Linked DNA regions of Homo sapiens: region 2 is linked to region 1. Evidence: chromatin loops called from intact Hi-C (ENCODE). Cell type or tissue: chondrocyte. All regions are shown on one strand. Each heading gives the region's core, and the rest is flanking DNA. Links, peaks and the distances in the headings are about the cores only. Region 1 has its middle 52 kb from the start of SPIN2B. Region 2 has its middle 12 kb from the start of SPIN3.

What was found. Hi-C counts contacts between places; a loop is a spot of excess contacts. Peaks named below come from ENCODE experiments on the same cell type or tissue, not always from the same donor. Only the 100,000 strongest peaks of a DNase experiment are listed, where the experiment ranks them.
Region 2: a loop joins it to region 1, with 3 times the contacts of the local background. A loop is called at or near these places in 2 of 110 quality-filtered maps.

Annotation. Positions count from the first base shown.
Region 1 is chrX:57,061,040-57,078,041 of GRCh38, reverse strand. It overlaps the pseudogene SPIN2P1. Among named protein-coding and RNA genes, the nearest start is that of SPIN2B, 52 kb to the left of the region's middle. In chondrocyte, for the core only: no CTCF peak of the experiment used is centred there; a DNase peak (open chromatin) is centred at 7,421.
Region 2 is chrX:56,999,108-57,016,109 of GRCh38, reverse strand. No RefSeq gene overlaps it. Among named protein-coding and RNA genes, the nearest start is that of SPIN3, 12 kb to the right of the region's middle. In chondrocyte, for the core only: no CTCF peak of the experiment used is centred there; no DNase peak of the experiment used is centred there.

The sequences.
Region 1 (17,002 bases), core at 3,969-11,968:
GTGGGAGAAAATATTTGCAAACTTTGCATCTGGCAAAGGACTGGTATTCAGAATCTACACGGAACTCAAATCAGCAATAAAAAATAATAAAAATAAATTAGAAATTGAAAATCCCATAAAAAGTTGAGCAAAGGACACGAATAGACGTTTCTCAATAGAAGATATTCAAACAGCCAACAAACATGATAAAAATGCTCAATATCACTAATCTTTAGGGAAATGAAAATTAAAACCGCAATGAGATACCATCTTACTCCTGCAAGAATGGCCATAATTAAAAAGTCATAAAACGATCGATGTTGGCATGGATGTGGTGAAAAGGAAACACTTTTACACTACTGGTGGGAATGTAAATTAGTACAACAACTACCATGGAACACAGTATGGAGAGTCATTAAAGAACTAATGTAGAACTACAACTTGATCCAGCAATGTCACTACTGGATATTTACCCAAATGAAAAGGAAATCATGATGTGAAAAAGACACATACATATGCATGTTTATAGCAGCACAATTCACAACTGCAAAAATACGGAACCAATGTAAGTGCCCATCAACCAATCAGTGGATAAAGAAAATGTGCTATATGTACACCATGGAATACTATATTCAGCCGTAAAAAGAACAAAATAATGTCTTTTGCCACAACTTGGATGAAGCTGGAGGCCATTATTCTTAAGTAACTCAAGAATAGAAAACCAAATATTGTATGTACTCACTTATAAGTGGGAGCTATGAGGACACAAAAGCATAAAAGCTATGAGGACATAAAGGCATAAAAATGATAAAATGTAATTTGAGGACTCAGTTGGGGGAAATTGGAAGAAGGATGAGGGATAAAAGACTACATATTGGGTACAGTGTACACTGCTTGGGTGATGGGTACACTAAAATCTCAGCAATCACCACCGGAGAACTTATCTATGTAACCAAGAAGCACCTGTACCCCCACCCCAAAACTATTGAAATAAAAAAATTGGAGCCCCAAAATACAATCTATTAAAAACCTTTAATTGCACTTCATCACAATTTAACACTTGCTCTGTGAAAAACACTGTTAAGAAACTGAAAGGACAGGTCACAGAGAGAAAATATTTGCAAATCACATACATAAAAACTCAAAACTCAACAATAAGAAACACAAATCCAGTTTTTTTAAAGGCAAATATTTGAAAGAGACGTTTTACTAAAGAAAATATACAGATGAGAAATAAGCTTATAAAGGGATCCTCAACATCATTAATCATTAGAGAAATATAAATTAAGACCAACATGAGATACTACTGTAAACCTGTGAGCATGGCTAAAATAAGAAATTCTTGGACGGGCTCATGCCTGTAATCCCAACACTTTGGGAGGCCAAGGCTAGCATATCACCTGAGGTCGGGAGTTCAAGACCAGCCTGACCAACATGAAGGAACCCCATCTGTACTAAAAATACAAAATTAGCTGGACTTGGTGTTGCATGCCTGTAATCCCAGCTACTCGGGAGGCTGAGACAGGAGAATTGCTTGAACCCAGGAGTCAGAGGTTGCAGTGAGCCAAGATCGTGCCATTGCACTCCAGCCTGGGCAACAAGAGTGAAACTCCATCTCAAAAAAAGAAAAAAAAAAGAAAGAAAGAAAAGAAAAAAAGAAATTCTCAATATTCCAAATACTGACGAGAATGAAGAGCAAATAGAACTTTCAGGTATTGCTGGTAGAAATGTAAAATGATAAAGCAATTTTGAAAAACAGTTTGTCAGTTTCTTATAAATATAAATATGTACTCAACATAGAACCCACCAATCCCACTCATATGTATTTACCCAAGTAAATTGAAAACATGTTCACAAAAAACCTTGCACTCAAATGTCAATTTTATTCCTAACTGTCACTAACTAAAATCAACTCAAATATCCACCAACATGTAAACAAAAAAACAAACTGGAGGCCGGGCACAGTGACTCATGCCTGTAATCCCAGCACTTTGGGAAGCCAAGGCGGGTGGATCACGAGGTCAAGAGATGGAGACAATCCTGGCCAACATGGTGAAATGACCTCTCTACTAAAAATACAAAAATTAGCTGGACATGGTGGTGCGCACCTGTAGTCCCAGCTACTCGGGAGGCCGGGGTGGGAGAATCACTTGAATCCGGGAGGTGGAGGTTGCAGTGAGCTGATATCACACCACTGCACTCTAACCTGGTGACATAGTGAGACTATGTCTCAAAAAACAAACAAACAAACTGGAATTCTACTCAGAAATAAACAGAAATAAATTATTGGTTCACATGACATCATGAATGAATCTTAAATATATTTTGCTAAGTGAAAGAAGCCAGACCCTTCGTAGTACATAATGTATGATCCATTTACAATGAAATTCTGGAAAAAAAGTAAAACTATACGGAAAGAAAACAGATGAATGGTTGCCAGTGGTTGGGGATAGGAGGAGGTGTTGATTACAAAGGAGCAATACAAAGGAATTTTCAGAGTGATGTAACTCTTCTGTATGGTACTATTTTTGGACATACGACTTCATGCATTTGTCAAATCCATAGAATTGTACACCAAAAAGAGTAAATTATGCCATATGCAAACTAAAAAAATAAATCAGAGTATCAGGAGACCAAAGATACAGACATAGGAATCTAACTATATTACAAATGAATGCTATAAGCACACCGAAAGGGATGAGGAAGAAAAGTAACTTTGTAACTAAATGAATTTAGAAACAAGTATCTGAATACTGTGAGGCTAGAGACAGAAAGAACTATACACTAACACTATTCAAGTTGGTTAATTTGTTTCTCACACTGGTATGAGTTAGCAAGTCTGAAACCAAATTACATATCCAAGGCTTTAACAAGTAAATATATTGTTCCCATTATAGACCCAGGTTTCTCACTGCTGGAGAAAGAAGTGAAAAATAAGCAAATGAATAATAATAGGATGAACACTATGGTCAAAAGGACACAGGAACCAGCCAGGTGCAGTGGCTCATGCCTGTAATCCCAGCACTTTGGGAGGCCAAGCCGGGCAGATCACAAGGTCAGGAGTTCAAGACCAGCCTGGCAAATATAGTGAAACCCCGTCTCTACTAAAAATACAAAAATTAGCTGGGTGGTGTGGTGCGCACCTGTAATCTCAATTACTGGGGAGGCTAAGGCAGGAGAATGGCTTCAACCCAGGAGGCAGAGGTTGCAGTGAGCCGAGATCGTGCCACTGCACTCCAGTCTGGGTGACAGAGCAAGACTTCATCTCAAAAAAAAAAAGAAAAAAAAGGACGCAGGGACCAACCTGAACATGATCCCAATGATCAACAATGGGGACAATTGAGAAATAAAATAAATATAAGTTATCAGATTAAAACCAAGAGAATTAAGTAAACATCCATGAGTACATACTGATATTAACGGATGTTTGAACAAGTAAGTGGAAGGTAAAGAAAGGAAAACAACCCAAAGAACTGTAAAGGATCCAATATTTACTAAAATTACTAAAAATTTGGCAAAGATTATTATACTTACTAGTATTTGTTTTTCTCCTCCTTTCCTTGAGCATTTAGCTAAATTGAATTTCTTAGATCCCCTCTCATTGGGTTGGGACTTTTGTGCCTTATTTTTGGCCAGATGGAATTTTGGCAGAAATGACAGGTGTCATGTATAGGCCTATCTCATAAAATGACTAGAGCTATACTGCCCAATATAGTAGTCACTAGATACATATGGCTATTGATCACTTAAAAGATGGTTGTTATAAATTGAGATGTGCTTTAAGTGTAAAACACAAGATTTTGAAGATCTTGTATTTAAAAATAACTTTAAATACATCATTAATAATCTGATATTGATTGAATGTTTAAATTATAGTAGTTTGGGCATATTGAGTTAAATACAATATATTATTAAAATTAATATTACCTGTTTCTTTTTGCCTTTTTAAAATGTGACAATTGATACATTTTAAATTATATATATATTACTCATCTTAATGTTTCTATTGGACATCGCTGCTCTAGAAAACTTCCTCTCTGTCTCTCTTTCTCTCTCTCACTCTTGCTGTCTTCAATTTTTGGCCAGCTGGATAGACAGGATCTGGCAGAGGACTATGAAGTCACAGAAAATGGTCAATCTTTGACTACATGGAAGACAGATACTGTCTTTCCTGAATTACCAATTATAGAAAAGCTGCCTAATGACCAGGAACACCTACATTTAACTGTTTTATGTGTGAGAAATAATTTTTTTGTATGTCAAGCCACTAAGATGTGTATGGTGTTTGTAACAGAAGTAATTATACACTGACTAATACAAATAGTATGGGGAAGAGTTGAGCAAGATAAAGATGATCAGAATGTTAAGGTCCCTAAGATAGCCCAATTTGTGAAGATAAGGAGCAGAGACCTGAAGATAGTGAAAAAATAAATTTTAATATAGAAGTAATACAGGTCCAAAGGCTCTGAGGTGAGAGACATTTCGCTTGCTCAAGGAACAGCAATGATGTCAGTGTAAAAGAAGCACAGTCAGCTGTTAGGATGAACCAAACACTTAGAATTGCTGATATTTGACCATTTTGACCTATGAATACAGAAATTTTATATGGTTCAATGTTATGAGTGAGAGTAGTAGAAGATGGAATTTTAAAAGATAAGAGGGTAAAGTCAGGTGGGGTTGATCATACACTATCTTGTAGGCTATTCTTGAGTATTTTATTTCCCTCTGAGTGAAATGGGAAGCCACTGTAGTTTTTGCGTGGTATTTAAGTACAGACAATAAAGGAACAAGAGCAAAAGCAGTCTAGTAAAGAGGCCATTGCAATAAACGAGCTATGGAATAAAGATAGTTCAAATCAGGGTGGTAGCAGTAGAAGTTATGAAAAATGGCCAGACTTTAGATACATTTTGAAGGTAGAGCCAACATAATTTAGTGACAAATTAGATATGAATTGTGAGAAAGAATGATATCACATTTATAGCCTTAGCAAACAGAAAGATGAAGCTGCCATTTACTGAGATGAGGAAGTAGGTGTGCAGTGGAACAAGTCTTAGGGGCAATATTGGCATCTCAATTTGAATATATTGAGTCTGTTAGATATCCACATGGAAGATGTCAAGTAGGTAGCTGGATTTACAAGCCTGGAGTAAAAAGTGAGGTCAGGCTAGACATACGTTTGAGGCCTTTCAACTTACAAATGACATTTAAAGCTATAAGCCTATATGAAGTGGCCAAGGGAGACAGTGTAGATAGAAAAGCAGTCTACAGACCGAGCCCTGGGGCATTAAGAGATTGAAGAAATAAAGAGGAACCAATAAAAAAAAAAAGACTAAAAAGTGACCAGTGAGTTACCAAGAAAACCTAGAGAGTTTTTCATGGAAAACAGAACGATCAAGGACTGATGATATATAAAGATGGAGATTAATAAATGATCACTGAAGATCACTGATGATCTTATTGAATGATCATTGGAGATCACTGATAACCTGAACAGTAGCAATTTTCATGGAGTTTGGGGGGAGCAGGCAGGGAAATCAGACTGGAGTAGGTTTTTGAAACAATGTGATGAATGTAATTGAAGATAATGTAATAGGCAAGTATTTGAAGAATTTCTGTTGCAAAGGGAAGTAGAAAAAAATAGAGTGGTACAGCCAATTAACACAGCAATTTGGCAGCATTTAAGAAATTTGAAGTGCTTGTACTTACAAGAAATTATTTCTTCTTCTAGGATGTACTTACAGAAACTCTGGTACAAGTATACAGAGACATTCATTGCAGCACTGTTTGTGAAAATGAAATATTGTAATAAACCAAAATAGTAATCAACAACAAAATGGATGTTTAAATGTATTGTTCCATGGATGCCAAAAATGTCACATGTGTACTCTGAAATAGACTATTTTTGGCAACAGATTTAAAAGGTGACAAGGAGTGTTGGAGATAAAATATAAAGAAAATTTTAAAAATAAAACATCGAATAAAAAAGGCAAACTGCAGAAAATTTAAATGTAATAAAATTTATGTTGAAAATAAAGTTCAGGTAAGTAAGATTATGACAAATCTAGAGTTCTATTTCAGGCTTGCTGACAATGTAACTATTAAAATAAAAACAAAATATTTTCTTGAATATCTTTAAGAGTGTATTTATCTAGTTAGAAAAAGAAATTCTAAATCATAAAGACCCAGAGCCACCTCCCAGAAATCTCAGGTGTGGGCCATGGAAGAGAAGTAATCTTTTTTTCTCACAGTATGAAGGAATTATTCTTCATAATGTACATTTAAAAATACATATGAGATATAAAATACATAGTTTCCACTTGTAACTATAAATATCATTCTTTTTTTGTACCCTAAAAATCTGTGAACTCCTATAAATTATTATTGGTATTTACAGAAATACAAAGATTTGTAGGATACAAAAAAAATGAGTGATGGCGTTAGCATTAGAGAGGTGGGAGGGAACAGGATCAATGCTAGAGGATAAGAGAATTACATTTTATTGGTAATATTTTATTTCTACTTTTAAAAGCCCAAATACAAATGAGTAATGTTAATTCCAAATGAAGAGTATTTGGTACTTCTAATATTGCTACCTACTACACTCTGTAATTTTCAAAATATCATCTAAAAATGGTTTTACAAAGAATTTTTAACAACTAAATTTGCAAAAATAATGCAAGCTTTTTAAGAGCTTAGAAAAAAGGCAAAGGAGAGGTAATAAGTGCTATTATTTTGCTTGGAGCCCAGGGGAATGGAAACAGGGCTTGCAGTTGATTATTTTCTGCTTCAAGTCTATTTTCTGAATTTTACACAGTGTCCACATTGTGCATGCAATTCTTCTGCAATCAGGGAAACGAAAAAAATAAGAAAAAGAAACAAAAAATCTCCTCAAGAAGTAAAGTTCAGGAATGACCTGTCAGGAAAAATTACAAAGATTAGGTCAAATGGCAGACTGAGCACTAAGCACTAGCGCATTTCTCTTGTCCTACCAAAAATCCTCTCCAATGACAAGAAAGGCAGGTTTTTGTATATAAAGAATAACTCCGTAAGGGCACTGGGAAAAGGAAATCTTGAAAGATGGAAAGCAGATGAGGCAGGGCCGCTGAGGGGTTGAAGGTGGAGGTAGGGGTGAGGAGTCTGGGACGGCGGGTCGGGGGACATAAAATGAAAACGTTGAACCTAGCAGGAGAGGGAGAGGGGGCTTTGGACCTGGTACCTGTGGATTTGGGAGAAGGTGCGGTTGGGCGTGGGGGGCAGGAGCCCAGGAGCATCTCTAGGGCCCAGGGCGGTGGTCCAGGATTCACTGGGGTGGGGGTGCTGCGCGGCGTTTGGCAGGAAGCAGAGGCCTCCCTCCTACCAGGAAGCTAAGCTAGGAAAAGAGCGAGGAGATTGCAACAGCAGCAACGGCTCCTGGAAGTCCAGTGTAGCAGAAGGGCCGCCACCGACAGGAAGGCAGAGGGCTAACAAGCCTAGTGCTGGGGATGCTGCTGCCTTCCCTTTCGCCTGCCTCACAACCCTTCTAGACGTTTTCCACGCCTACAGATCCTACCCTCCTAGCTTTTGCAAGCGCTCACTCTGTTAGTGGCCTGCTGATCCTCCTTCGCCACAGGCTCCTAGCAGAGGCAACAGTGAGGGGTCTGATTTGGGCGCGGGAGGTGGCACTGCCACCTCTCCGGCAGTGCGGGAGGTGGGCGGCGCGGGAGGTGGGCCCTGGGCTGCGGAACCGGAGGATGGGGGTTGGTGGGGGCCAGGCGTGAAAATTCGGGTGGGTGCTGGCGTAAGAAATGCAGGAGACTGGGAAGGGTGATTTGAGGGCTGGGGGCATGAGGACCTGAAGAGCACCAGGATGGTATACAAAGGTGGCCAGAAAGGGAAATAGGTTTGTGGTTGGAGCCCAGAAGGAAAATGGAGTTTACCAGGAAGAGACAGGAAAGAGAGGTGAGCACCAGGCGGGAGGCGAGGGATGGGAATGTACGGGGGATGAATACCACAGAGCCATGGGGAGGGGACATGGAGACTGCATGTACAGAAATGGAAAAATGAGGTGGGAGCTAAAAAATGGAGAATGTTGGGAGATGTGATAGGATGGCGACAGAGGGTCAGGGAATAGGCAAAGTAGCCCACTTCCTTTTGCTGTGCTCTCAACTACCACGGCCACCACACCTACCTGTTCTCTATCTCTCTTGTGCAGCTAAACAAGCCTGGAAGGAAGACATTGTAGGCAGGCATCCAAGAGTGTCTTGATATCTAACATTGCTACTGGACACACATGAACAACATGGGTGGCAATGTACCTGGTGCACAGGGACTTCATGATAGAAGAAAAAAACTCATACATTTAATGTTTTTCCCTGGCCTCTCTCCTTCCCCTCCAAATATGAAGACTCTCCTTCACAAAAAGGCAGCTGCAAAGCTGCCAACCAGGGAAGCCATAGGTCACCACACTGGAACTACAAACATGAGGAAGAAAAAGACATCTCCAATGAAGCCAAGAGGAAGGTCTTCCTCTCAGTCCTGCAGACACATGGTAGGCTGCAGAATTTCACATGGATAGAAGAAGGGAGATGAGCCCATCACCCAGTGTAAAGGGACCGTTCTGAATCAGGTGCCTATATATCCCTTTCTTTATCTGGTAAAATATTATGGAATTGACTGTGTTTATGGACTAGAACTTCACAGAGATGAAAGAATTTTAAAGCTTAAAATCCTTCCTCATAAGGTGCCATTCTCACAAGTCAGGGATTTCTGCCTTGCAAATACCATAATTGGCAAAGCAGTGAAACACATGTTTGAGGGAGAGCATGGTTCTATGGATAAATGGAGGGGGATGGTCCTAGCCCAAGCACCTATCATGAAAGCCTGGTTTTATATTACTTATAAGAAAGATCCTGTCTTGCACATGTACTAGCTACTCGATGATTATAAGGCAGGTGACCTCTGCATCATGCCAGAATCAAGTGTGTCTCATCCAGTGAAGAGGGAACCAGAAGGATTTATAGATAGCCTGATAGATAAACATGTGGAATATACCAAAGAAGACGACTCCAAAAGGACAGACAAGGTCATCCACCAAGTTAAAGCCAAACCTGTGTATTTCATCGTTTGATGATGACTTCCATATCTATGTCTACGATTTGGTGAAAATATCTTGTTAGAGTAAAATTTGCTACATTTGTGGAGACAAATGTGTAATACGCAGGCAAACAAAAAAAGTACAACTTTTCAGGGTGTTGAAAGCTCAAGGGTCCTGATATCACAATATTTGCCTGCATAACTGTTGTTTTATGCTGAAAAATACAAATTTATATGACATGTATAAGCAGTTTGTCTTGTTGAAAAGATTGGGTGTGTTTTGTGGATGGGGCATGAAAGGAAGGAACAGCTGTCAATTCCAATTGTGAACAAAGTTCAGCTAGAATCACAATCAGCCATCTAAAATTGCAAGAGACTTAGCTGGTCTGGTGTGGAGCGGAGAAGGAAAGTAAGTCAAGATTGGCTGTGGGGAGAAGGAGAGGACGAGGTGACTTCTTAGGAAGAGGTGGTGAAGGGCCAGAAGTTAGAGGTTACCTGAGGGAGGAGGTGACCTATGTGGAGGAAACATCCAACTGGGAAGGGAGTGAAGAATAACAGAGGAAGAGTGAGCTCTTGGGGATTAGAGGAAAATAGACAGCATAAATGGAATAGAGTAGGAAGCTCTCTACTCAAAGAAGCTTAGAAGAGGTCCTGAGTAAGGGGTGAAAGATCAAGTTGGAAGGACTCTGGTGAGAGACTAAAGGATACACAAATGGAGGGTCTATGAGAGGCAGGAGTCAGGGTGAAGAATACTAAGGAAGAAGGAATTCAAAGAAGAAAGACTGACAAAGGGAGTGAGAATACAGAAGAAGAGGTGTGGACAGTGGGGCCCATCAGAGGTGAGAAGACCCAGAGAAAAGTTGGATTTCTGGCAGTATGCACATTGTTCCCTTAGTTCTATGCACAAAGGAAGTGGCAACTGTCAAGGAAGCCATTTGCATGAGAAGTTCCCTGGAAAGACATTTGGACAAGGATGACTCCATAGAGTTAGGCAGCAACCAAGTTTACACCTATAAGGCTTTCCTTCTTCCCTGGAGTTCATGACGCACCTGCCTAGCAGAACACCAACCCGCAGCCTAAACACACTAACATGGTTCTCCACAAGTGCTGGGCTGTGGGCTGCCTCCTCACATTTGCCCTGTGCTGGATAAACAACACTTGTAGATCATGGATTAGTGGGGCTCTCAGAACTTAAGAGATGTTCCATCTTGCATTTGGAAAGAATTTGATCCAGAAAAACTAAACCTTACTGAACTCAGTTACAGCAGTCCTATCACACTTTTTCCTTCTGTTGGAATGTTTCTTGTCTTCCTAGAGAGGAGGGGCATCAGATAATTGAGCCTAATGTTTTTCTTCAGCGCATGGGGAGTACTTGACTAACCATGCTCCTTTTGGCAGCTACCTGAAACTACAGGTGACTCCATCCAGTGCTCCACAAAAGGTGGCCTACTTCCCCAAGAAGCCCCAATTCTGGCTAGGCACCCACAAGACTGGTGTCTGTGGACTCCTCACAGGTACCTTCCCACTAATTTTGCCCATCCCCAACTTATGGAGAGCTGTGATCAGAGTCTGAGCAGCTCTTTGTTTCCAGGTAAGGCAGATGCCATGGAGAAGTTGGGCTGGGAGATATGACTTTGTATAACTAAGTCCTTCAGCTGTATAGTGGAGGGGTTGAGTTTAGTTGGGAGAGGGAGCAGCAACTCCCTGCTGTCCAGGCTTCCCTAACTCCCTGCATACTGGGGGAAGCGAGGAGCTTTCAAGAGTTGAAAGAAGGTGGTAAATTCAGTTTATTCTCTCTACCCAACATGACCTGAGGCTGACTGCCTCAAGAAATACAAGGCAAGCTCACTCCCTATAGCAGGAATTAATTTTCTTTTATGAGTCCAGCAAACACCAGCAGGCTGCCCAGAGGCCAATTTCAGTCAGCTGCCGAGTTTGGTTTGATCTTTATTTTTTCATTGTTATCTACTTTAAATTAGGTACTCTAAAGCACCTAATCTGGGAGGTTTCACACAATGAAATTCCATGTTTCTGGCCTCTCTTGAAAATGAAACGAAACAAAAAAACATGAGGATTAGGGCCCACATTCCAACAGAGATACAAGCAGCTGGGTCTGAGATAGGGCTCAGTCCAGTTTAGACTCAGAATGCCCTCTCCAATTGGCCATACCCCCAGCTGGCCTGCTTCACTCTAATAAAATGCACAGTTGTCCCCTGGAAGCATTTGTGCTTGTAACTGGGGCTAGACCCTGGGAAAACTGCCCCTTTTGGCTTGCTTTGACCCCCATTCACTTTTAAGTTTAGTTCTTTTATCTTTATCCCACTTTGGTGTGGGAGACAGAGAGTAGCCAAAATATGTAAGTAAATGTAAAGTATTTTCATAGTGACAAGTGCTAAGAAGGAAAAAATAAAGCAAAGAAGTAGAATATGAAATTCCAGGGAGGAGGCTGAAATTAGATAGATAAGGTACCAGGGAAGGGCTCACTGAGAACTTGGCTTTTGAGTAAAGACCTGAAGGCAATGGAAGAGCTGACCCTGTAGCTGTCTGGGAAAGGAATATTCCAGGTGGAGAGACAGCAAGTACTGTGGCCCCAAGGCAAAAGGAGGCCTGACATGTTTGAGAAGCAGGGAGGATGGCAGCATGGCTGGAGCTGAGTGAGCAAGGCAGAGAATAGCAGAAGGTGATTTCAAAGAGGTAGTGGGGATGAGGGAGAGGAAGACGCCTTAGAGCCCTGCAGGTTCTAGAATGCAATTTGGCTTTTACGCTGAATGTTATGGAAAGCCATTCATATACTGATAGCAGAGGAGCAATATGATTTGTCATATAGTTTAACAGGATCACCCTAGGAACTTTGTAGAATAGTCTGTATTGGGTCCAGAGATGGAAAAGGGGAGATTAAATATGCTAATGAACTGATGAGTGACCTAGACACAGATTTACACATAGGAAACGAATTATAATAGAAATGAGATTTCAGATGACTAACGAAAAAAAAACTTTTTTTTAAATAAATAGTACTGTGTTAACTGGCTGTTTGTTTAAAAAGAAAATTTTACAACACTACGTGCAAAATAAATTCCAAGTGAACAAAAAATTTAATACCTAAACTTGGAAAGTAACATGTATAAAATCTTTAAAATACAATGGAAGATAGTATTTATATTTTGAACTCTGTAAATGAGGAAGATTACAAAGGCACAGAATGCACAGGTACTTACTAAAGGAAATTTTAATACGGTTGATTAAATTATAATATGCCATCTCCTACTTGCAAAAATTACCCTATACAAAGTAGGGAAAAATAAGACGTGGCTATAAAATTGGATGACTAAAATTAACAAAATAAGCCATAATATATTCTAAGAAAAAGCAAATGACCCATGGAAATTGGGCAAAAGAATGCAACCAGTTGATTTATAAAATAGGAGACCACATTTTCAATAAAAATAAATTTTCTTAATTTGATCCTTATTACTTTTCTGTCTTTTCCATAACATGTCATCTTTTAATATACTGTGTAATTTACTTAGTTAATAACTTTGTTATACTTACACTTGCCAGAATATAATCTCTGTAAGTGTATGATTTCTCCATCTTTATGTTCTTCAATGTATCGCAAGTACTTAAATGTGTACCTGGCACATAGATGTTCAATGAGTATTTCTTGACTTTATGATTCTCACCAGTAATCAGAAACATGGAAACTAAAATGACATATGCTTTCATACACATTAGATCATCATGTGCATATCAGATCAAACATGTAGGAAATTTGAAAACGTGTTGACCAGTTAAACAAATAGGAGATTCTATACAATGTTGGTGGGAATTTAAGTTGGAGCAAGATTTGCTATCATCTAGTTAGTTTGAAGATGGCATATCACCAGCAACTTTATACAGTCATGTGTCACTTAACACTGAGGCTACTTCCTGGGCAATGCATTGTTAGGAAATTTCATAATGGTGTGGGCATGATAGAGTGCCCTTAGAAAAACCCAGGTGGTATACCTTACTACATGACTGGGCTATATGGTATAGCCTATTGCTCCTAGACTATAAACCTGTATAGCATGTTACTGTGCTGAATACTGCAGGCAGTTGGAATGCAATGGTAAGTTCTTGTGTATCTAAACAAATCTAAACCCAGAAAAGGTACAGTAAAAATACAATATAAAAGATAAAAAATGTTACACCTGTATAGGGCACTTGCCATGAATGGCACTTACAGGACTGAAAGTTGCTCTAGGTGATTCAGTGAGTGAGTGGTAAGTGAATGTGAAGACTTGGGGCATTACTGTATATTACTGTAGACTTTATAAACATTGTACACTTAGGCTATGCTAAATTCATTAAAAATAAAGTATGCTACAATTTTTATTTTATAATTTTGGTACAATGTCAGTGGCTGATAGAGATTTTTCACCTCCATTATAATCTTATGGGAATATCACTATCTATATGGTTTGTCATTGACCAAGACATCGTTTTGTGGTGCATGAGTTGGAAGAAAAGTTCCATATGTGCTTTTCATGCAAGTAAATCACTTTCTACCCTTTGTTTTAGGCTATCTTTTAAAAGATGCTTGAATAGCAGACAGCTTTGGAAGAAAGAGATAGTGTCTCTCTCTGAAGTAAAAACATGTTTGCATAGAGCCTTTGGAAAACAGTGCTTCCCTCTGAAGCAAAGGGAAAGAATGCTTACTCTAGTATGATAAACAGAATGTCTTTTTCAAGAGTAAAGGGAAAGCACAGCTACTGCACATTATAAATGATTGATTTTCCTCGGTTTTACTCCTGTAATGCATAGTACTATGTATGCTGGAGTCAAATGGTCATTTTGTATAGCACTGTGGGAAGTGGGGCTTAGGAATCTAAGGTAAAAATGCTTATATTCAGGCTGTTACTATTGCTACGAATAATAATCCTTTGTCTCTGACCCAAGAGTCTCATGTCTTCTACCAGAACCCTCAAAAACCTGTGACAGATTACCTTGTTAGCTTACAAGTAAGGTAAAAAAAATCGCATAATCTTCACAGTTTTTTGTAATTATAGCAATAAGCCTGAGATGGTAATGAACATGGCTTTCTGTAAGAGAAATAATGAGGACCTTACCAGCCAATTAATTGAATTTAATGGTAATTTATGAGAATTGGTGATAAATGTACAGACCACTATGTATAATCAACTATGCAATAAATGGACCCCCCATTAATGGGGAATAATTGGGGAAGTGGGTTACAGGATGAGGGCTGAGGACTTTCTGTCCCCAGTGAGGATCAAAGGCCATTATATACCTGTGCGAATAGGGTGGGGAATTTTGGCAAAAGGAGAAAATTAACTTTTTTGGACCTTCTGAATATGGTTGCCCAAGTCACTAGTCTACCTGGACCTATGGAAGGAAATGGCATCCAGAATCAGTTAATGGGGTTTGTACTGGGTTTACAATAAGGAAGGGAAGCTAATATGACCTTGTGAGTGAAACCTTTTGGGCCAGTTTTGTACACTCTTGATGTTACCTCTACATCTGAATATATACTAGGAACTGACGCTTGTATTTTTCTGCCACAAAGTGCCAAATGTGGTGCAGCCACATGTAGAAAAGTGTTAATAGGACACAAAAATTGCTCTCCCACAAGCCTCTCTGTCTCCTCCAGGGAAGAAAAAAAGAAAATCACAGCCTTGATTAATGACTTAAAGGAAGCACAGTTAGTAAGCGATACAAGATCTCTATATAGAACCACCATGTACAAAAGTCTAAGGTGAACTGAAGACTTATAGAAGATTATTGTCAAATAAATTTTGGTGTTTCTCCTGTAGTTCTAACTCTTACAGATATCATGACTAACTGGATTCATTACACAGACTGATGGCACATGATACACTGTTTTGAACATTGCCAACTTCTTTCCCATCAACTAGCAATGGAGAATCAAAATTTGTTCAAATTTATGTGATGAAACCTCCAATATATGTTTATAGTACTCTAGGGTTAACTAAACACCACTGCCATTTGCCAGAATTGGATAGTTTAGAATTTAGTGAAGTGTTTCTACACTCGGCTTTTCAAAACTTTCACTACATGGTATAATGATGGTTAGCAATCAGAACCCTCAATCTCAGTAGTGTTGTCTGTGGTATTATCACACATCTCCCAGAAGGAGTGACTGAAAATCTCCAACAAAATTTAGCAGGCTGCTTGCCAAATACTCAATCCTCAGGTAAATAAAGAAAAATTGTTTTCACTTCAGCATCTCTAACCAAAAAGGAAGCCTAACCCCTAACTGGAGCCTTTGGGTACTGAAAACAGTTTCTGATTTCTTGGGCATTCTGCTTTGTCCTTTATATTAGATACCCACAAGTCAATATATTTTTAGTTTGATCCAAAAGAACAGTCCGTGATAAAAACTGTTAAGAAAGCTGTGTAATGTGCTCTACCTTTGGGGCCCACAATCATAATGACACTATTTTTAGTATAATTATTTTATTTAAATTGACAAATAATAATTTTATATATTTATGGAGTACAATATGGTTTTTTCATATATGTTTACATTGTGGAATAATTAAATCAAGCTAATTAACAAATCCATTACATCACACACTTATTATAAAAACATTAAAAATCTACACTTTAGGAATTTTGAAATATATAATACATAACCCTTTTGATCTATAAGTCTCTATGGCTGATGACTCTATAATAGGATGCTTAGGGAAAAAGGCAGAACACTAACATTAATAAAAGTTTTAAAAACATTCAACACGATACAATCTTTTGTAGATATAAACTTATATTAAAAGCATAATAAGTGCATAGAAATGAAAAATTATCACATTCTGGAAAATGGTTACCTCTAGAGAAAGGCAAAGCAGAGAGGCATTGGAGAAAGATACAAAGGGCACTTCACGTGTAATAGTTTAAATTATGTCATCTTCCTTTTTAAAACTAAAAAATAACAAAATTTCACATATTTAGGATTTGGCAATGTTAAGTAGAGGGTGTATATATTCATCATATTATTCTCTATAATTTTCTATGTGTTTGAAACACTTCATAGTAATTTTTAAATTACTGTTTTATATTCCTGACTAAATTATTCATCTTTGGATTACTTTAGCAATGCCTAGCTTTCTCCCAAGAAAGCTCACTAATTAATTGTGAGACTAAGGTATCATTTTGGTGACCTTCTCAAAACAATGAAGCATAATTAAAGTCATTTCCACTCTGAAAATTTTTACCTACTTTTAAATGAAGCCATATAGCAAAAGAAAAATAACAAAAAAGAAAGAAAAACATTTTCTACACCTTATATTTTATAACAGCATTGGAAAATGACATCAAATAGATTAAATATTAATAATTTGCCTATGATACAACTAGTCAATGTGAGGGAGGATGTCTATATTTTTGTGTGTAAATTGAATCTAGCGCTATTTGACAGGAAATCACTTGGTTTTCTTTTCCAGAGATTGCTAATTGCTTATGCAATAGCCATTTTAACATTCCTTAACAAACCTGATTTTGTTTCTATTTGTATCTATTCAGTTTAAAGAGTCTATTATCCATCAATAGACTAGATTGATGGGTAGATCTCTAGCTAAAGGTGGCTAGAGATAACCTTATAACAGAGTTTGGACCAAAAGTATGTAAATAGAAGTAGGATGTAAATAGAAATCATTGAGTAGTAATACCAGAAAAGCTGGCATGTGCTCTTATGCCTTCTCAAATGCTATGTCTCAAATTCAAGGCCTCTATGACCTTGGAATTGAAATTCTGGATCTGCCAAATCAATGCTAGGAACTCTCTACTTTCACACTTCTTATTATGGAAGAAAATCAGCAATGGTTGGACCTAACTTGCACTGACTTGAGATAGAGTTGATTATGCCCATCGTTTCCTATCTCTGCGTTTAGTCACTTCATATTAGTAGCTTGAAATCAGCCATAATGGT
Region 2 (17,002 bases), core at 7,968-15,967, 66 kb after region 1:
GAATAAACAAGGAACTCAAACGACTCAATAATAAGATAAAAACAAATAACCCCATTAAAAAGTGGGCAAAAAATCTGAATAGGCATTTCTCTAAAGAAGTCTTATAAGTGGCCAAAAGGTATATGAAAAAAGAAAACAACTCAACATCACTAATCATACAGGAAATGCAGATCAAAACTAAGGAGGTATCATCTTATCCCAGTAAGAATGGCTATTAATAAAAGACAAAAAAAAAAAAAAAAAAAAAAACGAACCGGATGCTGTCAAGAATGCAGAGGAAAGGGAACTCCTGAACACTGCTGCTGGGAATGCAAATTAGTATAGGCGCTATAAAAAACAGTATGGAGATTTCTCAAAAACTAACAATGGAACTACAATATGATACAGCAATGATGTAATTATTATATAATTTATGTATATTTACCCAAAAATAAGAAAATTAACCTAAGCATCTATCAACAGATGAATGGATAAAGAAAACGTAATATATTTACACAATGGAACACTATGCAGCTATAAAAAACAATGAAATTATGTCATTTGCAACAACATGGATGAAACTGTAGTTTATTATGTTAAGTGAAATAAGCCATACACAGAAAGACAAATATCACATGTTCTCACTCACATGTGGGAGGTAAAACATTTTATTTTGGAGGTAGAGAATAGAATGATAGATATCAGAGGCTGAGAAGATTGTGTGTGTTGGGGTGTATATAGTGAGGCTGATTAATGGGTACAAACACATAGAATAAGTTCTAGTGTTTAAGAGCAGAGTAGGATGAACACCTATATAAAGAACACATATATAAAGCTGTAGTGAGTTATGATCTTGCCATGGCACTCCAGCCTAAGAGATAGAGAGAGATCCTGTATCTAAAACAAAATGAGGAAAAACTCCTACAACTCAACAACAAATAACCCAATTTAAATTTTAAAATGGGCAATAACACAAAGGCAGGAAGAGTGGTATGATGGACATTAAAGACTCAGAACCAGGAATTGTGGAAGTAGGGTGAGGAATGAAAAATTACCTATTGGGTACAACCTACAATATTCAGGCAAGGGGTACACTTAAAGCTCAGACTTCACCACTATACAATTTATCAGTGTAATCAAAAACCAGTGGTATCCCTAAAGCTAAAATTAAAAAAAAACAAATTATTATGCAATATTGCATACATAAATATTTTACCCTATATCTCTGTTGCTTTTGTCCTTATAAAATTTTTATTGCTTGGTAATAAATGCTACAATTTTAATTGAATAAATAAATAAATAAAATGGGCAGTGGTCTTAAATAGACATTTCTTCCAGAAAGATATACAAATCGCCAATAAGCACGTGGAAAAAATACTCAAAATCAGAAATGACACAAGAATCAACCTGAAGGAGCTATCAAAAATCAAAGTTTTTTTAAAAATGAGTAATTTTGTTAGTGTCCTATGTCTGCTCTAAAAAAAACCACAAACAGGATGGCTTAAAAAAAAACACAAAGATCAAAAGAGACAAAGAAGGCCATTACATGATGATAAAGGAATCAATTCAACAGGAAGAGCTAACTACCCTAAATATATATGCACCCAATACAGGAGAACCCAGATTCATAAAGCAAGTTCTTAGAGACCTACAAAGAGACTTAGACTCCCACACAATAATAATGGGAGACTTTAACACCCCACTGTCAATATTAGACAGATCAATGAGACAGAAAGTTAACAAGGATATCCAGGAATTGAACTCAGCTCTGGACCAAGCAGACCTAATAGACATCTACAGAGCTCTCCACCCCAAATGAACAGAATATACATTCTTCTCAGCACCACATCACACTTATTCCAAAATTGACCATAGTTGGAAATAAAAAAACAGAAATTACAACAAACTGTCTCTCAGACCACACTGCAATCAAACTAGAACTCAGGATTAAGAAACTCACTCAAAACCGCTCAACTACATGGAACCTGAACAACCTGCTCCTGAATGACTACTGGGTACATAACGAAATGAAGGCAGAAATAAAAATGTTCTTTGAAACCAATGAGAACAAAGACACAACATACCAGAATCTCTGGGACACATTCAAAGCAGTGTGTAGAGGGAAATTTACAGCACTAAATGCCCACAAGAGAAAGCAGGAAAGATCTAAAATTGACACCCTAATGTCACAATTAAAAGAACTAGAGAAGCAAGAGCAAACACATTCAAAAGCTAGCAAAAGGCAAAAAATAACTAAGATCAGAGCAGAACTGAAGGAAATAGAGACACAAAAAGCCCATAAAAAAACAATGAATCCAGGAGCTGGTTTTATGAAAAGATCAACAAAATTGATAGACTGCTGGCAAGACTAATAAAGAAGAAAAGAGAGAAGAATCAAATAGACACAATAAAAAATTACAAAGGAGATATGACCAACGAGCCCACAGAAATACAAACTACCACCAGAGAATACTATGAACACCTCTATGCAAACAAACTAGAAAATCTAGAAGAAATGGATAAATTCCTCGACACATACACTCTCCCAAGACTAAACCAGGAAGAAGTTGAATCTCTGAATACAATAATAACAGGCTCTGAAACTGAGGCAATAATTAATAGCTTACAAACCAAAAAAAGTCCAGGACTAGATGGATTCACAGCTGAATTCTACCAGAGGTACAAGGAGGAGCTGGTACCATTTCTTCTGAAAATATTCCAATCAATAGAAAAAGAGGGAATCCTCCCTAACTCATTGTATGAGGCCAGCATCATCCGGATACCAAAGCCTGGCAGAGACACAACAAAAAAAAAACAGAATTTTAGACCAATATCCTTGATGAACATTGATGCAAAAATCCTCAATAAAATACTAGCAAACCGAATCCAGCAACACATCAAAAAGCTTATCCACCATGATCAAGTGGGCTTCATCCCTGGGATGCAAGGCTGGTTCAACATACGAAAATCAATAAACATAATCCAGCATATAAACAGAACCAAAGACAAAAACCACACACTTATCTCAATAGATGCAGAAAAGGCCTCTGACAAATACAACAGCCTTCATGCTAAAAACTTTCAATAAACTAGGTATTGATGGAATGTATCTCAAAACAATAAGAGCTATTCATGACAAACCCACAGCCAATATCATACCGAATGGGCAAAAACTGAAAGTATTCCCTTTGAAAACTGGCACAAAACAAGAATGCCCTCTCTCACCACTCCTATTCAACACAGTATTGGAAGTTCTGGCCAGGGCAATCAGGCAAGAGAAAGAAATAAAATGTATTCAATTAGAAAAAGAGGAAGCCAAATTGTCTCTGTTTGCAGACAACATGATTGTATATTTAGAAAACCCTATCGTCTCAGCCCAAAATCTCCTTAGGCTGATAAGGTACTTCAGCAATGTCTCAGGATACAAAATCAATGTCCAAAAATCACAAGCACTCCTATACCCCAAGAACAGACAAACACAGAGCCAAATCATGAGTGAACTCCCATTCACAATTGCTTCAAAGGGAATAAAATACCTAGGAATCCAACTTACAAGGGAAGTGAAGGACCTCTTCAAGAACTACAAACCACTGCTCAATGAAATAAGAGTATACAAATAAATGGAAGAACATCCCATGCTCATGGATAGGAAGAATCAATATCGTGAAAATGGCCATACTGCCCAAGGTAATTTATACATTCAATGGAGGCATCACGCTACCTGACTTCAAACTATACTACAAGGCTGCACTAACCAAAACAGCATGGTACTGGTACCAAAACAGAGATATAGACCAATGGAACAGAAGAGACCCCTCAGAAATAATGCTGCATACCTACAACTATCTGATCTTTGACAAACCTGACAAAAACAAGAAATGGGGAAAGGATTCCCTATTTAATAAATGGTGCTGGGAAAACTGGCTAGCCATATGTAGAAAGCTGAAACTGGATCCCTTCCTTACACCTTATACAAAAATTAATTCAAGATGGATTAAAGACTTACATGTTAGACCTAAAACCATAAAAACCCTAGAAGAAAACGTAGGCAATACCATTCAGGACATAGGCATGGGCAAGGACTTCATGTCTAAAACACCAAAAACAATGGCAACAAAACCAAAATTGACAAATGGGATCTAATTAAACTAAAGAGCTTCTGCACAGCAAAAGAAACTACCATCAGAGTGAACAGGCAACCTACAGAATGGGAGAAAATTTTTGCAACCTATTCATCTGACAAAGGGCTCATATCCAGAATCTACAATGAACTCAAACAAATTTACAAGAAAAAAACAAACAACCCCATCCAAAAGTGGGTGAAGGATATGAATAGACACTTCTCAAAAGAAGACATTTATGAAGCCAAAAAACACATGAAAAAATGCTCACCATCACTGGCCATCAGAGAAATGCAAATCAAAACCACAATGAAATACCATCTCACGCTAGTTAGAATGGCAATCTAACTAGCCTTTTTTATGCAGCCATAAAAAAGGATGAGTTCATGTACTTTTTAGGGACATGAATGAAGCTGGAAACCATCATTCTCAGCAAACTATCACAAGGACAAAAACCAAACACTGCATGTTCTCACTCATAGGTGGGAATTGAAAAATGAGAACACATGGACACAGGAAGGGGAACATCACACACTGGGGCCTGTTGTGGGGTAGGGGGAGGGGGGAGGGATAGCATTAGGAGATATACCTAATGTAAATGATGAGTTAATGGGTGCAGCACACCAACATGGCACATGTATACATATGTAACAAACCTCCACGTTGTGCACATGTACCCTAAAACATAAAGTTTAATAATAATAAAAAAGAACAAAAGAATAAAAAACAATAGAGCATGCCTACAGAATCTAGAAGATATCCTCAAAAGGGAAAATATAAGAGTCATTGGGCCAGGCACGGTGGCTCACGCCTGTAATCCCAGCACTTTGGGAGGCCGACGCAGGCAGAGCACTTGAGATGAGGAACTCAAGACCAGCCCGGCCAACACAGTAAAACGCTGTCATTACTAAAAATACAAAAATTAGCTGAGCTTGGTGGCACATGCCTGTAATCCCAGCTACTTGGGAGGCTGAGGCAGGACAATCGCTTGAACTCAGGAGGTGGAGGTTGCAGTGAGCTGAGATCACACCACTGCACTCCAGCCTCGGTGACAGAGCAAGACACTATCAAAAAAAAAAAAAAAAAAAGTGATGTGCCTTAAAGAGGAGGTAGAGAAAAATATAGGGGTAGAAACTGTATTCAAAGGGAGAATAACAGAGAACTTCCCAAACCTAGAGCAAGAGATCAATATCAAAGTATAAGAAGGTTATAAAACACCAAGCAGACTTAACCCAGAAAAGACTGCCTCAAGGCATTTAATAATCAACCTACCACAGGTCAAAGATAAAGAATCCTAAAAGCAGCAAGAGAAAAGAAACAACATACAGTGGAACTCTAATATGTCTGGCAACAGACTTTTCAGTGGAAACCGTACAGGCCAGAAGAGAGTGGCATGACATATTTAAAGTACTGATTAAAAAAAAAAATACATACACACACTTTCACCCTAGAATAATATATCTGGTGAAATTATTTTTCAAACATGAAAGAAAAATAAAGACTTTCCCTCACAAACAAAAGATGAGGGATTTAATCAACACCAGACATGTCCTACAAGAAATGCTAAAGGCAGTACTTCAATCAGAAAGAAAAGGACATTAATGAGCAATAAGTGATCACTGAAGGTACAAAACTAACTGTTAATAGTAAGTACACAAAAAAACACAGAATATTATAACACTGTAGCTATGCTGCATACATGACTCTTAGCCTATGTAAAAAGACTAAATGATGAACCAAGCAAATATAATAACTACAACAACTTTTCAATACATAGTACAAGAAGGTAGAAATAGAAAAAACAAAAAGTCAAAAAGTGGTGGGGTAGGGGCAAAGTTGAGGCATAGAGTTTTTCTTACTTTTCTTTTTGCTTGTTTGTTTATGCAAAAGGTGTTGAGTATTTATTACGTTTAAATAATGGGTTATAAGACAAGCTTCACAGTAACTTCAAACCAAAAAACATACAAGGGATAAAAAAATACAAGTCAATAAAAAATTAAAATTAAATTAAAGTTGCAGGTCACAAAATCAACATAGAAAATTCAGTAGTATTTCTATATGCCAACAGTAAACAATCCAAAAGAGAAATAAAAAATAAAATGTGTCCCATTTAAGATAGCCATACAGAAAATTAAATACCTAGGAATTTACCAAAGAGAGAGATCTCTATAATGAAAACTATAAAAAGCTGATGAAAGAAATTGAAGAGAACACCAAAATACTGAAAAATACTCTGGCCAGGCACGGTGGCTCATGCCTGTAATCCCAGAACTTTGGGAGGCCAAGGCGGGTAGATCACCTGAGGTCAGGAGTTAGAGACCAGCCTGGCCAACATGGTGAAACCCCATCTCTACTAAAAACACAGAAATTAGCCAGACGTGGTGTCGTGCACCTGTAATCCCAGCTACTCAGAAGGCTGAGGCAGGAGAATCGGTTGAAACTGTGAGGCAGAGGTTGCAGTGAGCTGAGGTCGTGCCACTGTACTACAGCCTGGGTGACAGAGTAAAACTCCATCTCTCTCTCTCTCTCTCTCTCTCTCTCTATATATATATATATATATATATATATATATATATACATATATATATATATATACATATATATATATACGTATATATATATATATATACATATATATATATATATTCTTTGTTCATGAATTGGAAGAATTCATATTATTAATATGTTTGTACTACCCAAAGCAATCTACAGATTTAATGCAATCTCTATCAAAATACCAATGACATTCTTCATAGAAATAAAAAAAATCCCAAAATTTATATGGAATCAAAAAAGACCTAGAATAGTCAAAGCTACTGTAAGCAAAAAGAGCAAAACTGGAGCAATCACGTTACCTGACTTGAAATGATATTTTAGAGCTATAGTAATCAAAACAGCATAGTACTGGCATAAAAGCAGACAGACCAATGAAACCGAATTGAAAACCCAGAAACAAATCCACTCACCTAAAGTGAACTCATTTTCAACAAAGGTGTCAAGAATATACACTAGGGAGAAGACAGTGTCTTCAATAAGTGGTTCTGGGAAAACTAGATATGGAGAAGAGTTAATCTAGACCCCCATCTCTTGCCATATACAAAAACAAATTGAAATGGATTAAACACTTAAATCTAAGACCTCAAACTATGAGATTCCTACAAGGAAACATTGAGAAAAATCTCCAGACATTGGCCTGGACAAAAATTTCTTGAGCAATACCCCACAAGCACAGGCGATGAAAGCATAAATGGACAAATGAGATCACATCAAGTTAAAAAGCTGCACAGTAAAGTAAACAGTCAACAAAGAGAAAAGACAACCCACAGAATGGGAGAAAATACTTGCACACTATTTATCTGACAAGAGATTAATAACCAGAATACATAAGGAGTTCAAACAACTGTACAGAAAGAACTCTAATAATTCAATTAAAAACTGGGCCAAAGATTTGAATAGACATACAAAAGAAGACATACAAATGGCAAACAGGCATATTAAAAGGTGTTCAACATCATTGTTCATCAGAGAAATGCAAATCAAAACTACAATGAGATATCATCTCACCCCGGTTAAAATGGCTTTTATCCAAAAAAAAAAAAAAGCAATAACAAATGGTTGCAAGGATGTGGAAGAAATAGAAACCTCATACACTGCTGGTGGGTAAGTAAAAAAGTACAACCACTAGGAACAGTTTGAACGTTCCTCAAAAAACTAAAAATAGAGCTACCAATGGATCCAGGAATCCCACTCTTAGGTGTATATCCAAAAGAAAGAAAATCAATATATGGAAGAGATAACTGCACTCCCATGTTTTTTAGAGCATGTTCACAATACCTCAGATATGAAAGCAACCGAGTATTCATCAACAGATTAATGACGAGTTAGTGGGTGCAGCGCACCAGCGTGGCACATGTATACATATGTAACTAACCTGCACACTGTGCACATGTACCCTAAAACTTAAAGTATAATAATAAAAAAATAAATAAAAATTAAAAAAAACAAAAAAAACACGGTACATATATATATACAATGAAGTACTATTCAGCCATAAAAATGAATGAGATTTATTCATTTGCAACAATATGAATGGAACTGGAGATCATATGTTAAGTGAAATAAGTCAGGCACAGTAAGAAAGACATAGCATGTTTTCACCTACTTGTGGTATGTAAACATCAAAACAATATAATTTATGGAAATCGAGAGTAGGATGGTTACCAGAGGCTGGAAATGGTGGTGAGGGGCTGAGGGGGAGGTGATGATGATTAATGGTTACAAAAAATATAGTTGGAAAGAATGAATACAACCTAGTATTTGGCAGCACAACAGGGTGACTATAGTCAATGATAATTTAATTGCACATTTTAAAATCACTAAAAAGAGTATAATTAGATTGTTTATAAAACAAAGAATAAATGCTTGAGGGGATGGATACCCGTTTTCCATGATGTAATTATTTCGCATTGCATGCCTGTATCAAAACATCTCATGTACCCCCATAAATATATACACCTACTATGAATGCTCAGAAATTAAAAAATAAAAATAAAAATAAAAAAGTGGTAGATGTATACCATGAAATACTATGCAGCCATAGAAAATAATCAGATCACGTCCCTTGCAGTAACATGAATAGAGATGAAGGTCATTATCCTAAGCAAACTAACTCAGGAACACAAAACCAAATACTGCATCCTCATAGTTATAAGTGGGAACTAAACATTGAGAATACATAGACAAAAAGAAGGGAACAACAGACACCAGGACCTACTTAAGGGTGCATGGTGGAAGGAGGTAGGGGATCAAATAATTACCTATTGGGTACTATGCTTGTTACCTAGGTGACGAAATAATCTGTACATTAAACCCCTGTGACAAAATTTACCTATGTAACAAACTTGCACATGTACCCCTGAAGCTAAAATAAAGTTAAAAGAAAGAATGAGAATGTGCAGGAAGTTCAAACAACTCAACAGCAAAAAACCCATCTAATCCACTTAAAATGGGGAAAATATCTACATAGACATTTCTCAAAATAAGACATACAAGGGACCAACTGGTATGTGAGAAATGCTCAATATCACTAATAATTGGGGAAATGAAAAATCAAAACCACAAGGATGTATCATCTTACGATAGCCAAAATGGCTTGTATCAAAAAGACAAGAAATAACAAATGTTGGCAAAAATTTGGAGAAAGGGGAACTCTCATACATTGTAGGAATGCAAGGTAGTACATCTACTATAAAAAAACAATGTGGAAGGTACTCAAAAATCTAAAACTAGAATTATCATATGATCTAGTAATTCCACCACTAAGTATATATCCAAAAAATTAATATATCAAAGATTTAGCTGCACTTTAATGTTTATTTCAGCACTATTCATAATAGACAAAATATAGAATCAACCAAAGTAAAGATCAACAATAAATAATTTTTTTAAATGAGGTATAAACACTAGACTTCAATTGAAATCTAGACGAAATGGACCTTACAGAAACTTATAGAACATTTTACCCAACAACTGCAGAATATGCATTCTTTTCATTAGCACACTAAAACGTTTTTCAAAATAGATCATATATTAGGCCTCAAAACAAGTCTCAATACATTTTTAATAATTAAAATCATATCAAGTATCTTCTCAGACCACAGTGGGGAAAAAAAAACTAGAAATCAATATCAAGAGGAACTCTAAAAACTATACAAATACAAGAAAATTAAATAACCTGTTTCTTAATGATCTTTGAGCAAATGACAAAATTAAGGTGGAAATTTTTAAATGTTCAAAACAAAAGTAGAGACACAACATACCAAAACCTCTAAAATATAGCAAAAGCAGTGGTAAGAGGGAAGGTTATAGCATTAAATGCTTACATCAAAAAGGAAAAAATATTACAAGTTAACATTCTAACATTGTACCTCAAGAAACTAAAAAAAAAAAAAAAAGAACAAACCAAGTCCACAGGTAGCAGAAGAAAAGAAATAACAAAGATCGGAGCAAAACTAAATAAAATTGTGACTCCCAAAACAATCCAAAGATTAATGAAAAGTTGGTTTTTTAAAAAAGATAAACAAAATCCAGAGACCACTAGCTAAATTAACCCAAGAAAGAAGAAGATTCAAATAAGAACAATCAAAAATGAAAGAGGAAAAATTACGATTAATACCACAGACACATAAAAAGATCATCAGAGGCTCGAATGAACATCTCTATGCTCACAAATTAGTAAACATAGAGTAAATGTATAAATTCCTGAAAGCATATAACCTCCCAAGATTGAACTAGGGAAAAAAAAAAGAAATTCTTAAGACAGCAATAATGAGCAGTATGATTGGATCATGAATAAAAAAAAAAAAAAGTCCCCAAAAGTAAAAGTCTAGGCCAGAGGAATTCACAGTTGAATTCTATCAGACATACAAGGAAATGGTACCATTCCTACTGAAACTATTCCAAAAAAGTCTAAAGATCAGTACCATATCTACATACCAATAACAATCAAGCTGAGAACCAAATTTAAATCTCAATGTTATTTACAATAGCTACAAAACAAAAATACCTAGGAATACATTTACAAAAGAAGATAAAAGATCTTTACAAGGAGAAATACAAAACACTAATGAAAGGAATCATACATAACACAAACAAATGGAAAAACATCCCAGGCTCATGAATTGGAAGAATCAATATTGTTAAAATGACCACACTGCCCAAAGTAATTTACAGATTCAATTCAGTTGCTATCAAATTACCAACATCATTTTTTCACAGAATTAGAATAAACAATCCTAAAATTCATATGGAAACAAACAGCCCCAACAGCCTAAGCAATCCTAAGCAAAAAGAACAAAGCTGGAAGAATCACATCACCTCACTTCAATTTATACTACAGGGATATAGTAACCAAGACAGCATGGTACTGGTATAAAAATAGACACACAAATTAGTAGAACAGAATAGAGAACCCAGAAGTAAGGTCACATACCTATAACCAATTGATCTTCAACAATGCTGACAAATATATACACTGAATAAAAGACACCCTACTCAGTAAATGTTGCTAGGAGAAGTGAATAGCCATGCAGAAGAATGAAACACACAAACAAACAAAACTCATGACAGATAAAAGACATAAATGTAAATAAAACCATACAAAACCTAGAAAAAAATTAGGGAAAGCACTTCTGGACATTGGCCTAGGCAAAGAATTTATGACTAAGTCCTCAAAAGCTAATGCGACAAAAACAAAAATAGACAAATAGGGCTTAATTAAACTAAAAATCCCCTACAAAGCAGAAGAAACAGTCAACAGAGTAAATGAACAACCTACAAAATGGGAGAAAATATTTGCAAAGTATTCATCTGACCCAGGACTAATATCTAGAATCTAGAAAGAACCCAAGCAACACAGAAAGTAATGTAAATAATAATAATAATAATCCCTTAAAAAGTGGGCCAAGAACATGAACAGACACTTTTCAAAAGAAGATATAGAAACAGCCAACAAACAATACAAAACAAAACAAAAAATAAAATACTCAACATCACTAATCATCAAAGAAATACAAATTAAAACCACAATGACATACCATCTTACTCCAGTCAGAATGACTATCATTAAAAAGTCAAAAAACAACAGATGTTGGCAAGGATGCTGAGGAAAAGGAACACTTATTCAATGTTGGTGGAAATGTAAATTAGAACAACCTCTCTGGAAAAAAATATATGGAGATTTCTCAAAGAACTAAAAATAGAACTACCATTTGATACAACAATCCCACTACTAGATACATACCAAAAAGAAAAGAAATTGTTACATCAAAATGCTACCTGTACTCATGTCTTTATTTCAGCACTATTCACAAAGTCATAGAATAAACCTAAGTGTCCATCAATGAATAATTGGATAAAGAGAATGTGACATACACACATGCCATAGAACACTTCTCAGTCATAAAAAAGAATGAAATCCTGTCTTTTGCAGCAACATGGAGAACAATGGAGGCCATTTTCTTAAGTTAAATAACCCAGAAAGTTAAATACTGCATGGACTCATTTATAAGCGGGAGCTAAATAATGAATACACATGAATACAAGGTGCAATAATAGACATTGAAGACTCTGAAAGGTGGGAGGTTGGGAAGAGGTTAGGAATAAAAAATTACCTACTGGGTATAATGTACATTATTCAAGTGATGGCTAAAAGCCCAGACTTCATTACTACACAATACTGCACTTGTACCCTCAAATCAGTAAAATTTTTTTAATTAAAAATAGAAAATGTTGTATATATACACAATGGAATATTATTCCACCATAAAAAAAGAATTAAATCCTGTTGCATATTCTCACTCATATGTGAGTGCTTTTTTAGCTTTTTTAGTATATCATGAAGATAGAGGTCAGATTAGCTGTTACCAGAGGCTACAAAGGGAAGTGGGGAGGATGGATAAAGAAAGAAAAAGAATATAAATGTATTTCTACTAGTAAAAAGTAATAAACAAATAAAAAGTATTTACAGGCTGGCCAGTTTTAGCAGGTTGTAATCATTACTTCCTTGTATGAACAATTTTTTCACAAAGCTTGAAAATTGTAATCATAATTATCTTTAAATAGTAATTATTATAGGGAAAATGTTAAATAAGGATAACAGCATTCTCTGAATTAGAAATTCATTTTACCATAGACTTGGTTATACTTTGTAAATAATGCACTGAATAATATAACTCCTAAAAGGCATTTTTCTTCAAGATTAAGTTTAATAAGCAGTTATTTTGAATTCCCTTTCAGGTAATTCACACATCTCCATTTCAGTCACTGCTATTTTTGTTTGTCCTTTTGATGATGTCATGTTTCCCTGATTGCTATTGATCCTTGTGGCTGTTCACTGATGTCTTCACATTTGAAGAAATAGGTACTGACTCCAGGCTTCACAGACTGGCTTTGTTTTGGAAGACCCTTCCATGTCAGCCTGTCCAGAGATTCTGGGCAGGCCATCTTGTGTTTTACTGATGCCCAGGGCCAGTTGGGCCAGCATGGTTCTGGGGCATGATGAAAGCCTGGAGCCATTGCAGTCAGTGTGGCACTGGGGGATGCCCAAAGCCTGGGTCTGCTCTACCTGCCATGGCACTGGAGTGAGTCAGAGAGCAAGTGCACCTCTCAGGCCTGAAGTCTGGAGATGTGGGGTCCCACCTGGCACCATGGCAAGGCTGGAAGATCAATCTGTGGGTACTGACCTACAGTCTGGAGCCATGGGACCTGTCTCATGCTGGGTTTTACTGTAGTGGGACTGGTATTGGTCCTAGGTAATTCCTGTACTCATTTCCCTCTCTTTCCTTCAAGCAGATGTTACATATTTTTATACTGTGTTGCCTGCAGTTTTTTGAGAGGTGATGTGGATAATGTAAAACTGTCCTTCCTACCCTCTTCAATGCATCTATTCTTATTGTTGTGCTACAACCGGGTACTGTGATATCTCACCTGGTTTTCTTTGTTCTTGTGAAGATATTTTAGTTTGTAAATAGTTCAAATTGATGTTTCTGTGCGGGGACAATCACTGGAGAGCCCTGTTCCACCATCTTGCTCCACCTCTCTCCTTCAACTTTCAGCCAATTTTTCAGCAAAAATCTTAAAGGCCAGAAGGCAATTGGATGATAGACTGATGAAGAAAAAAAAATCTTTCAACTGAGAATTCAATATCTGGCAAAAATGTCTTTCAAAATCGAAGGAGAAATTAAGATATTCCCAGGCAAACAAAAGCCAAGGAAGTTCATTACCACAACACCTGCCCTACAAAAAATGTTAAAAGAAGTCCTTCGGGATGACAATACTACCCAAAGCTGTCTACAGATTTAATGAATTTCCTATCAAAATCTTAATAAGGTTTCAAGGTTTTTAAAGTAATTTAAACACTTGTTATAAAATCATATGGAACCACGAAACAATAAACAAACAAAACAAAACAAAACAAATTCTTAAAAAAGAACAAAGAGGATTCACACTTCTTGATTTCAAATTTATTACAAAGCTACAGCACTAAATCAGTGTGCTGCTGGTATAAACACACACACATAGACCAATGGAATAAAAGAGAGCTATGAAATAGACTCTTGCTTATTTATGTAAGTGATTTTTGACAAGAATGCCGTGACCATTAAATGAGGAAAGAAAAATATTTTTAACAATCAGTGCTGGGAAAACTACATGGACACTTGCAAAAGAAGGATATTGGATGCTTATCTTACACCATATACACTATATACCTTACACCGCGCTGTCTTAAATGAACCAAAGACCTAAACATAAGAGCTAAAACTGTAAAACTGGTAGAAGGAAACATGAGAGAAAACTTCTATGAAATTGGATTTTGCAATAATTTATCAGATATGACACAAAGAGCACAGGAATGGAAACAGGAGATACATTGGACTCTATTAAAATTAGAATAAATGCATCAAGGGACACCATCAACAGAATGAAAAGACAACTCACAGAATGAGACAAAAATTGTAAATTATATATCCAATGAGAAACTAACATCCAGAATATACAAAGAATTCCCACAACTTAATGATAATAAACAAGCACCAACTAAAAAGTGGGCAAATGAATTGAATAGGTATTTCTCCAAAGAGATACAAATGGCCAATAAAAGCATAAAAAGATGCTCAGTTTCACTAATCATTAAGGAAATGCAAGTCAAAAGTACAATGAGGTACCACTGCACAATCATTATGATGACTATTACAAAAAAAATAAAAACTGTGAGTGAAGATGTGGAGAAATTGGAATACTTGTGCATTACTGACAAGAATGTAAAATGGTACAGCCACAGTGGAAACAGTTTGGCAGTGCCTCAAAAAGTTAAATTATCATATGATCCAGTAATTCTACTTCTCAGTATATACTCTAATGAAGGGCAAGCAGGGATTTGAACAAATATTTCTATACAAATGTTCATAGCATCATCATTCACACAGCCAAAAGATGGAAACAACACTAATGTCTATTGTCAGATGAATTGAAAAACAAAATGTGATATATAGGTGCAATGGAATATTACTCAGCCTTAAAACGGAATGAAATTGTGATAAATACTATAATATAAATGAATCTTGAAGACAGTATGCTACGTGAAAATAGACATAAAAGAACAAATATAGTATGATATCACTTATATGAGGCACCAAGGAAAAGAAGTTACCAGGGACTGAGGGAGGGAGGAATAGGGAATTATTTTTTAATGGGTACATATTTTATGTTTGGGATAACAAAAAAGTTCTGAAAACGGATAATGGTGATTGCACAACAATGTGCATGTACTTACTGCCACTAAATTGTACTCTTAAAGTGGTAATTTTATGTCATAGTATAGTTCACTCCAATTAAAAAATTTTATAAAATTAATAAAAATAATACACCTCAATAGGATGAAGGGAAAAAAATGATTATCTCAATTGACACAAGAAAGCATTTGACAAAATCCAACACCCTCTAATAATAATAATAATAAACCTGTCAACAAACTAGGAATAGAAGGGAACTTCTTCAAGATAAGAGACATATATGCATTAAAAAAAGAGCTAAATTCACATTCAACAGGGAAAGGCTGAAACCTCTCCCCCTAAGTATAAGAAGAGGACAAGAATGCCCCCTCACTATTTCCATTCAGCATTGTACTGCAGTAGGTTCTAGACAGGGCAATCAAGTAAGAAAATAAGTAAATAAAAGTTATCCATATTAGGAAAATGTAAAACTATCTTTATTTACTGATAATACCATTGTATATAGAGATGATCCCAAAGAATCCATTAGTAACTACTGAAATGATTAAAAGGATTCAGTCAAATTTCAGGACATGCTATGGATTGAATGTTTGTGGCCCTGTCCCCTAAATGTATATGTTAAAGCCTAATCTCCAGTGTGATAATATTTGAAGATGGAGCCTTTGGGAGATAATTAGGTCATGAGGGTAGAGCCCCTATGGATGGGATTAATGCTCTTATAAGAAGTAGCCAGAGAGCTAGCTCTCTCTCTGCTCTCCACCATGTGAGGGTATAATGAGAAGATAGCCATTTGGAACCAGAAAGAGGGCCTATCCCCAGGGAACGAAATTGGCCTGTACTTCTTATCTTGGACTTATCTGGAGACCCAGTCTCCAGAACTGTGAGAAATATATGTTTATTGTTTCAGCCACTCATTCTATGGTAATTTGTTATAACAGCCTGAACTAAGACAAGATACAATATCAAGGCTTAAAAATCATGAGGGCTCAATCCCACAAGACTGCCCTGCACTTTAGATGCCAATTACAAGTTCCAGATTATGATCTGTACTTCTAACAGACCAACTATAAATCAGGGTTCTCATTCAATTAATTTGCTAGAGCAGCTCACAGAACTCAGGGAAACACTTTACTTACATTTACCCATTTATTGTAAAGGATATTACAAAAGATACAGATGAACACCCAGAAGGAAGAGATACATTGGGCAAGGTATGTGGAATGGGGTACCAAACTTCCATGCCCTGTTCAAGTGAGCCACCCTTCAGGAACCTCCACGTGTTCAGCTATCCCAAAGCTCTCTCTTTTTTTTTTAATTTTATTATTATTATACTTTAAGTTTTAGGGCACATGTGCACAATGTGCAGGTTAGTTACATATGTATACATGTGCCATGCTGGTGTGCTGCACCCATTAACTCGTCATTTAGCATTAGGTATATCTCCTAATGCTATCCCTCCCCCCTCCCCCCACCCCACAACAGTCTCCAGAGTGTGATGTTCCCCTTCCTGTGTCCATGTGTTCTCATTGTTCAATTCCCACCTATGAGTGAGAATATGCGGTGTTTGGTTTTTTGTTCTTGCGATAGTTTACTGAGAATGATGATTTCCAA